Linked DNA regions of Homo sapiens: region 2 is linked to region 1. Evidence: read pairs that join two places in POLR2A ChIA-PET (ENCODE). Cell type or tissue: Panc1. All regions are shown on one strand. Links, peaks and the distances in the headings refer to the core of each region. The heading gives the core; the rest is flanking DNA.

Evidence for each region. Peaks named below come from ENCODE experiments on the same cell type or tissue, not always from the same donor. Only the 100,000 strongest peaks of a DNase experiment are listed, where the experiment ranks them.
Region 2: POLR2A ChIA-PET joins it to region 1 with 15 read pairs; 24 of 35 experiments call an interaction of 5 or more read pairs at or near these places.

What each region holds. Positions count from the first base shown.
Region 1 is chr19:50,790,375-50,794,756 of GRCh38, reverse strand. It overlaps ACP4 (acid phosphatase 4), which reads right to left and starts at 4,342. Exons shown (of 11, transcript NM_033068.3): 1 at 4,232-4,342; 2 at 4,059-4,163; 3 at 3,897-3,983; 4 at 2,955-3,101; 5 at 2,586-2,684; 6 at 2,420-2,515; 7 at 941-1,073; 8 at 787-869; 9 at 176-300. The coding sequence starts at 4,342. It overlaps LOC105372439 (a long non-coding RNA gene), which reads left to right and starts at 1,459. Exons shown (of 4, transcript XR_936026.3): 1 at 1,459-1,792; 2 at 2,253-2,352. RefSeq lists enhancers at 193-322, 413-472. In Panc1, for the core only: no CTCF peak of the experiment used is centred there; no DNase peak of the experiment used is centred there.
Region 2 is chr19:50,727,026-50,731,407 of GRCh38, reverse strand. No RefSeq gene overlaps it. Among named protein-coding and RNA genes, the nearest start is that of CLEC11A, 5.9 kb to the right of the region's middle. RefSeq lists a cis regulatory region at 2,537-3,256. In Panc1, for the core only: no CTCF peak of the experiment used is centred there; no DNase peak of the experiment used is centred there.

The sequences.
Region 1 (4,382 bases), core at 191-4,190:
TCCCTCCTGTCATTGATCTTAAAGCCTGGAGAAAAGGGCTTCTGACTCCCACCTGTCATCCTCCCAGCATCATCCCATGCAGCTCCCCACCTGGCCATGCCCTCTGCCTGACACATCACCCCTTGCTTTGAGAGTTCTGTCCCACCCATGTCCCTGGGCACCAAACCATTCTCACCCTCCATCTTTGGCGGGATTCCCCAGGTGCTTCCGGAACTCAAAGCCGAGGCAGGCAGCATATGGCGGGGTGTGTCCATCATAGAGGCCCAGGGCCCCCTGGAGGGCCAGCAGGGTGCTGTCATGCTGCAGGTGGACCCGAGGGCTGAGACGGCACTTCTCTCTGGAGGCCTTTCTCCTGAGCACTACACTTGCGCATCCAGATGTCCCCCAGGCTTCTTAGAACCAACCCCCCAAAGCTACTCCTTCCTCCCATCCTGAAGGCAGTACCAACATTTGCAGGCGGCCACTTAATAAAGATTGCTCAAGTAGGTGCAAAATATGATTGGACTAAGCAGCCTTTCTCCTCCGGAAGGACAGACTGCTTAGTCCAATCATAGTTTCTTAAAGAAAACAAGGAATTATATTTATTCATAAATTCTTCCTCCCATAACACCGTCACCTCCCTCTTTCCAGACTAATGGTAGAGCCTGAGAGTAGGGTTTGGAGATACGGGTTACCCCAGGCAGTGGGCTGAGATCCACTGGGACCACAGGCTCTTCCTCACCTAAATCGCTGTCACCCTCATCCCTGTGCCTCAGTGCCATGTGGCACTGCTTCCCAAGGACTCACAGCTGAGTACATGACCATCTTGAGGGGCAGCCCCAGGCGCTGGACCCGGGAGAAGTTTGCAAGGATAGCATTCAGCAGGATCCCTGAGGATGGGAAAAAAGAGCTTAGACTCTCCCAGAGGAAGGCACCCCAGCCTCCCAGACCCACACCTCACCCCCTGTCAGCTGGGCCTTCTCTGCTGCCCGGGGTGGGCCCACGTGGGCTCCAATATCCAAAGCCGAGATCTGGGCAAGAGTCCGCAGGACATCTGGGGAGGCCCAGGCTGGTAGTGGAAGACCGTGGGCTTGCTGTGGGGAGACAGGACAGATGGACCATCCTGAGCCCTCGAGTTTGCCTCTGGCCCCGCAGGCCTGTGCTGCCCCCTGCTCTTCTGAGTCCCCCCATGGGCCGGATCTGGATCTGGCTGGGAAATCATGATGTGGATAACAGTGTTTTTTTGTTGTTGTTTTTTGTTTTGAAACGGAGCCTTGCTCCATCACCTAGGCTGGAGTGCAGTAGCGCAATCTTGGCTGTCTGCAACCCTTGCCTCTCGGGTTCAGGTGATTCTCCTGCCTCAGCCTCCCAAGTAGCTGTGATTACAAGTGTGTGCCACCATTCCTGGCTAATTTTTTTTTTTTATTTTTAGTAGAGACGGGGTTTTACCGTGTTGGTCAGACTGGTCTGAAACTCCTGACCTCAGGTGATCTGCCCACCTCAGCCTCTCAAAGTGGTGGGATTACAGGTGTGAGCCACCACACCCAGCCAACAGCGATTATTAGTTAATAATAGACATCGTCATTACACAGCCCAGAAGGCTTTATCTGAAACCCCTGGGGCCAGAGGTATTTCACAGCTCAGACATTCTGGACTTTAGAAAGGTCTGATGGTGCTGACACCACACAGCATGGAACACACACAGCAAGGGCCGGGGCAGCCCCCTTAGTCACACACATCACTGCTCCCACCCTGCGATTCAGAACATTCCCGTGAGCTGGAGTGAGCAAAGACTAGCAAGAGTACTAGCTGGGTATGGTGGCTCACGCCTGTAATCCCAGCTCTTGGGGAGGCGAAAGGATTGTTTGAGCCCAGGAGTTCCTGGGCAACATAGACCCCATCTCTGCAAAAAATTAATTTTTTTTTAATTAGCCAGGCATGATGGTGTGCCCCTGCCTGCCTCAGCTACTTGGGAGGCTGAGGCAGGAGAATTCCTATAGCCAGGGAGATGGAGGCTGCAGTGAGCTATGATAATGCCATTGCACTCCAGCCTGGGTGACAGAGTGAGATCCTGTCTCCAAAAAAAAAAAAAAAAAAAAAAGCATTGCATCATTTCAGGTCAGCTCCCGCTGCCCAGGTTTTGGGTTTTCTGATTATAGGACTGTGGGGAGGAGTTGCCAAATGTGTAGCCTCAAACCCTGGCAAGGCCCTCACTGTACACCAGGCACTATTGTAAGCACAGTGCGTGGATTAACCCATTTGAATCCTCACAGCGTCCTGGGGAGGTGTTGATACCGGTGTTGCCATCCCCACTGTGCAGATGGGAAAACTGAGGCACAGAGGATTAACTACATGCCTGAGGGAACACAGCTAGTGAGTAGCAAGCTGGGATTGGAAACAGGTGTCCTTAAACCCTTGGCTGGGAAGGGGCAGGGCTCACCTGGCACATGAGGGTGTCCAGAACCTTCCATGCCCTGCGCAGTGGCTCTCCAACCAGCGACAGTCCCGTGAAGTTCTCCAGGCGACTCAGGAAGCCCTGGATGCGCGGGGCTGGGTGAGCCCAGGCCCATCCCCTGCATCCCGCCCCCCACCGCCGCCCTGCTCACCGTCCAGCCCTCCAGGGCCTCCTGGTACTCGGCGGCCTCGGTGGCCTCCCGCAGCAGCTCGTGGTATCGGGGACAGCTGCGCATGGGGAACCTCAGCAGCTGGGGAAAACTGAGTCTCAGAGAGGACAGCCGTGTGCCTTGCCTTGGGTCTCACAGCGGGTCGGGGGAACCCGGGCTCTCGGCCCCTGCGTCTTTGTCGCAGTTTCTCCCAGATCCAGGAGAGCAGCGTGGGCCGGGGCTCACCCTGGTCTGGACAGACCAGCTCGAGGACAGTCTTGCTTCTCGGAGCCAGCTCAGGCGGCCAGACCCAGAGCTGCCTCTCTCTCCACCCGCTCCCTCCCTCGCCACACGTGGGTCCAGCCCCCTGACCTTATCCTCAGCCACGGGCACCGTGTGCACCGGGATCGGCCTCCAGCGGGCCTCGGGGCTCCCTGGAGCAGCCTCGGGAAACAGCCCGGCAAGGTTGGCCTGGGCACTCTCCAGCGTGCGGTCAAAGTCCGTGCTGCGGATGTACACCTGGAGCGGGGTGGAGAGAGGGCACGCGGGGGGTCGTGGTTGGGGACAGAGGTCAGCTGTCGTGGCAAATCAGAAGCCTCAGATTCACTTTGGAGTAGGGGTCAGACACTGAGAATCATGTGGCCTTCGAAGTTGGAAGTTGGGATCAAGGGTCCAGAGGCTAATGTCAGGAGCAGTTGGGCTGGACGTCCTAAGCTGGACAGCCATGTTGGATTTAGGGGGTCAATTGAGTCAATGAGGGTCAAAAAGGAAGATCAGAATCAGTAGAGGCTGGAGGTTAGAGGTCAAGTTTAGGAGGGCAGCTTGGAGGACTTGGAGTCAGAGTTCAATACATGTTCTTCAGAGGTTAGGAGGACTGTCTGTAGCTGGGGGATGTCAGAAGACATAGGAGGAGACAGAAAAGGTAGGTCAGAATTGATAAAGCGTAGAGGTTAAAGGTTAGAGGTCAAGAGGGCAAGTTACGTCAACAAGGGTCAAAGATCGAAATCAAGTTTGGGGTCAAATGTCAGAGGCCAGAGGTCTGACTGGAGTCAATGGGACTTAGAAAACAGAGATGGAGGCCAGAAAATAAAGTCAGAGTTGATGGAGGTCAGAGGTCGAGATGTGACAGGTTGAGATGGGGTCAGAAGTCAGTGTGGGTTAGTCAGTGTATCGGGGGTCAGAGATTAGAGGTAGAGGGCAAGTCAGGTTGATGGAGGTCAAAGGCCAGAGGTGGAGGCCCAAAGAGAGCGTTGTAGTCAGTGGAGGTCACAGGTGGGAGGTCAGGGGGCCAGGTGGGGGTCACTATGGCCCTACCTCCTCCCGCCGGTACTCCGGACTCAGGAAGGCCTCGTAGCGGCTCCTCAGGAAGCGGCCCAGCTCCAGCTGCTGGCGGACCCCCTCCTGGGGACAGAACAGCCTCAGCCTACCACTCCCCACCCCTCCCACCCTTGCCCTCACCGCCTACCCGCTTCTCACCGTGGTCAGCTGGCCCAGGCCTCGTGGCCACAGGGTGGAGGCCACCTCCTTGTGTGGGTCCATGGGGTAGGAGGCCAGCGGGGCCCGGTCGCCATGGCGGAATACCTGGGGACAGGACTGGTCAGGGCTAGCCCTGGGGGAGCTAAGGGCAGGCCGGGGTGGGGGCGCCTCACCAGAGCCACGAACACCAGGGGTCCTTCTGGCAGGGCCCGGGGTGGCAGCACCAGCAGCAGCAGCAGCAGGAGAGGTCCAGCAGGGTGGCCCCAAAACCCCAGGCCGGCCATTTCCACCCAGCCCAGACGCTGAGCTCAGCCCACTGTCTGG
Region 2 (4,382 bases), core at 297-4,296, 63 kb after region 1:
AAATTTTGATGAAAGGCAGATACTGCCTGTCTTAAAGTATCTGCCCCTGGACTGCTTATTAGCTGCAAAGGAGTATTATAGAGCTGGGGAATGGGACATCAGCTCGCTGGGTGATGAAAACTCACTTCACTAATGAGGCACAGTAGGACACTGACTATGTCCAGATGGGATACCTTCAAAGAAGTACACACCTCACCTCATTATTCTGGTGGAGAATGTATAACTTGAATCTAATCATCATGGGGAAACATCAGACCGACTAAAAATGTGGAACTTCTATTTTTAAAAGGGCAAGGAGCTGTTCTTCCAAAATGTGTGTGCATATATATATATAAAATTTTTTTTTAGACGGAGTCTTGCTCTGTTGCCCAGGCTGGAGTGCAGTGGCGTGATCTCGGCTCACTGCAAGCTCTGCCTCCTGGGTTCACGCCATTTTCCTGTCTCAGGCTCCCGAGTAGCTGGGACTACAGGCGCCTGCAACCACACCCGGCTAATTTTTTGTATTTTTAGTAAAGATGGGGTTTCACCATGTTAGCCAGGACGGTCTCGATCTCCTGACCTCGTGATCCACCCGCCTCGGCCTCCCAACCTGCTGCAATTACAGGCGTGAGCCACCACGCCCGGCCACCAAAATGTCAATATTATAAATATGGAAATGTTCCAGATTCAAGGAGGCTAAAGAGACATGACAACTGGCTGGGCGCGGTGGCTCACAACTGTAATCCCAGCACTTTGGGGGGCCGAGGCGGGTGGATCACCTGAGGTCAGGAGTTCAAGACCAGCCTGGCCAACATGGCGAAACCTTGTCTCTACTAAAAATACAAAAATTAGCCAGGTGTGGTGGCAGGCACCTGTAGTCCCAGCTACTCAGGAGGCTGCGGCAGGAGAATTGTTTGAACTGAGGAAGTGGAGATTGCAGTGAGCCGAGATTGCACCATGGTTCTTCAGCCTGAATGACAGAGCAAAACTCCATCTCAAAAAAAAAAAAAAAAAAAAAGACAAAAGAAAAAGGAAAGAAAGATGGGAGAGAGAAAGAAAGAAAAAGAAAGGCAGCAAAAGAAAAGAAAAATTATATATATATATATATGAGCTAAAGCCAGCTAATACTATAAAAATCTGGCCTGCCCTTCATCTATAGACTGAGATAAAGCCAACCGCAAGGTTAACAGGACACATTTCACCCAGGGGCGAGCTGCAGCAGTAAAAGTGTTCTAACAGCCCCCTTTATGAGCGACTACTGCTATCTTACTCACTGAGAAACTTTGTTCTCTAAAATCATAGACTGTGGGAAACTCTGCGGTATGAAAGTCTATCCGTAAGAATGAAACAGACTCATCTTTCTTTCCTGGAAGATCTGTCACTTTGACAAAGATAAGAAGCCTCCATTTCCAGCCCTGGTGCAGAGTTTTAAATAAAAAGTTTCTGGGCACAGCATGCCACATTTATATTAACATTGTAGTTTCCAGGGAAACAAGACCTTAGGTCCACTTTGCAGTCCAAATCTGATATTTCCTTTTTTTTTTTTTTTTTTTTGAGACAGGATCTCGTTCTGTCACCCAGACTGGAATACAGTGATACAATCATAGCTCACTGCAACCTCAAACTCCTGGGCCCAAGCAATCCTCCCACCTCAGCCTCCCAAGTGGCTGGGACTACAGGCGTGTGCCACCACACCCAGATAATTTTCTCCTCCCCTTCCCTCCCCCCCTCACTCCCCTCCCCTTTTCTCCCCTCCCTCCCCTCCCTCCCTTCCTTCCATAGAGATGTCACCCAAGCGGGTCTTGAACTCCTGGGTTCAAGCGATCCTCTTGTCTTGGCCTCCCAAAGCACTGGGATACAGACATGAGCTACTGTATGCGGCCCAGGCCTGATGCTGACTCCCTTATACACATTCCTACCTTGTTCTAAACCTAGCTAAACATTGTTTCACTTAAATTTCATCCAAATTTCTCTCTTCTTCCAAATCCTATAACTTGATTGCAGCTTCTCCTCTGGGGGCTGATCGCTCTCATTTCAGTGGGTCAACAAACCTGACTTTGTCTTGCTTGTCCCTGATGATTGGGCTAGGATGGGTGGGTGGGTGGGTGGATGGATGGATAGATGGAATGATGAAGCCAAAGCAATGAGGTAAACTGTTAACAAACAAATCAGAGTAGAGGATTTGTTTGTACTCCAGTGTTTATATTTGTGTAGGTTATCTATAAGTTTAAAATTATTTCCAAATTAAAATTGTCTGGTTTTTTTGTTTTTTGTTTTTGTTTATTTTTAAGGTGCACGCCTGTAGTCCCAGCTACTCAGGAAACTGAGGCGGGAGGATTGCTTTAGCTCAGGAGGTCGAGGCTGCAGTGAGCTATGATTGTGCCACTACTGCTCTCCAGCCTGGGCGACAGAGTGAGACTCTGTCTCAAAAAAAAAAAAAAAAAAACAGAACCTGAAAATAAATAGAAAAGAAAGAAACTAAGTTGGTTTGGACCAGTGGTTAGCCACAAAGAAATTTTATATTGAATTTTATATTGTTAATTCAGCATATCGACGTTTAAATTTTGAAAAGCGTCTTACCATTTTCTATGATACTAATATTTCATACGAACTTTTTTCACTTTTTAAAAAGTGGTTATGATCTACCCAAGGAAATGCACCTGTTTTGAAAAACTCTCGTCTGAGAGATCCAAACGTGAGTTGAATGTTAAGGCTTCGCGACTTGGGGTTTTCCTACCCGTGGGCGCGTGACAGGACTACATTTTCCAGAGTACCTCGGGGCGAGGCCTGGGTGGAGAGGAGGGGTCTGAGCTCTGATTGGAGACTGCGGAGCTCCGACCTCACCGCCAAGGCGTGGCCCTCAGGCTTGCGGGGAAAGGCAGGCGAACCTCACATGGGAGGAGGGGGCGGGGCTTGCGAGGTGACCCGTAGGAGTCATCCGGTTACTGCGGAAAAACGTGGTGCTGGTAAGGCGGTGATGCGCCTGCTGCTCGGCCTCCTGGGCTTTATCGCCCTGCAAGCCCGTGCGGCCGCTGGTTCTTCCTCCTCCGTCGAATCATCCCAGGCCTCCTGCCCTTGTTCTACTACTTCCCTGGGATCCCTTAATGCATCTATTCCAATCAGCTGCCGAGGCCTCCCCTGGTCCATGGCTCTGGCCTTGCACACTACCAGCGCTCCGCAGAGAGCCAGGGAGAGGACATTGGCAAACTCTGGCCCGCAGGAAGTCTGGGGGGGCTTCCTGGAGGAGAGAGTAGGTTTCCCACGCAGACCAGAGTCAGGAATCAGCGCCGAATGCCACATATAGGCGTGCTGTTCTGATGCATAAACCGTCCTTGCAGGCACGCCACTCCCCACTTCAGACCTCTCTCTCTGCATGCCCACAGCTGGCCCTGTGCTTGGTATGATAGCTCCAGGCCCTGCCAGGGAGACAGACATTGTCTGTCAGACCAGACAGTGGCACCTAAAGTGATGTGGAAAGCCCTGGACCCTACGGGAAACTAGAGAAGGTGCCTCACCCAGCCTTGGGGAGGCCAGGGAGGAAAAGCAGCCGAGATCCGACTCATCTCAGGGTCCCCTGCATGATGCCACACAAGCATCTTCATTCAAAGGGCTCCCATATGCCAGGCGATGCTGGGGACAGAGATAGTCATACCTTGTCCTGCCCTCCCCCACGCACCTGGAGTGTCCCTCAGCCTGTCTGATCAGGGCTGGGTCAAGAGAGGAACAAGGGGTTTGTGGATACCAAAGGGGATCCCTAACCCCGCAAGGGGCTGGGGGAAGGGCTGGTTGTTGGGGTGATGTGTTATCCAATTCTTGGAAGTGGGTGTTTACCCTAGAGAGGAGGGAGGATGGAGATCTTTGCATATACAAAAGCACAGTGTCAGGAGAGAGTACAGAGAGATGAAGGTGAGGTTGAATTGCCCTGGTGAAGCTCAGATCTGGGAACTGCAAAGACCCCTCTGTGTCTGGTACTATTCTAGATCAATACTGTTATTATCCCCACAGTACAGATGGAGACACTGAGAAGTAGCAAGGTTATGTCTCACTCAGGTTCTCCCAGGAGATAAGTGGCTGAGGTAGGATTGGAACCTGGGCCATCTGGCTCTAGAATCTGGGCGGGTAGCCATGGTGTACCATGCCCAAATACTTTCCAGAATGGAAGCTCTGCCAGGGCAGAGACCCCTCTGGGAAATAATAGATACTCATCATTGTCTGCCTAATCTGACCTCTGGTTGGCTATAAGATCTAGGGCTGCCTATCCCTCCCCGGGGAAACTGAAGCTCAGCATGAGAAGAATTTCTGATGGAAGGCTGACTCCAGGCCACACCCCCACTCTCCTATTCTGTATTCCTCTGGGGATGTGGGGCTGAGAAATGTCTCCTGAAGGGAGAAGGGTGGGTGAT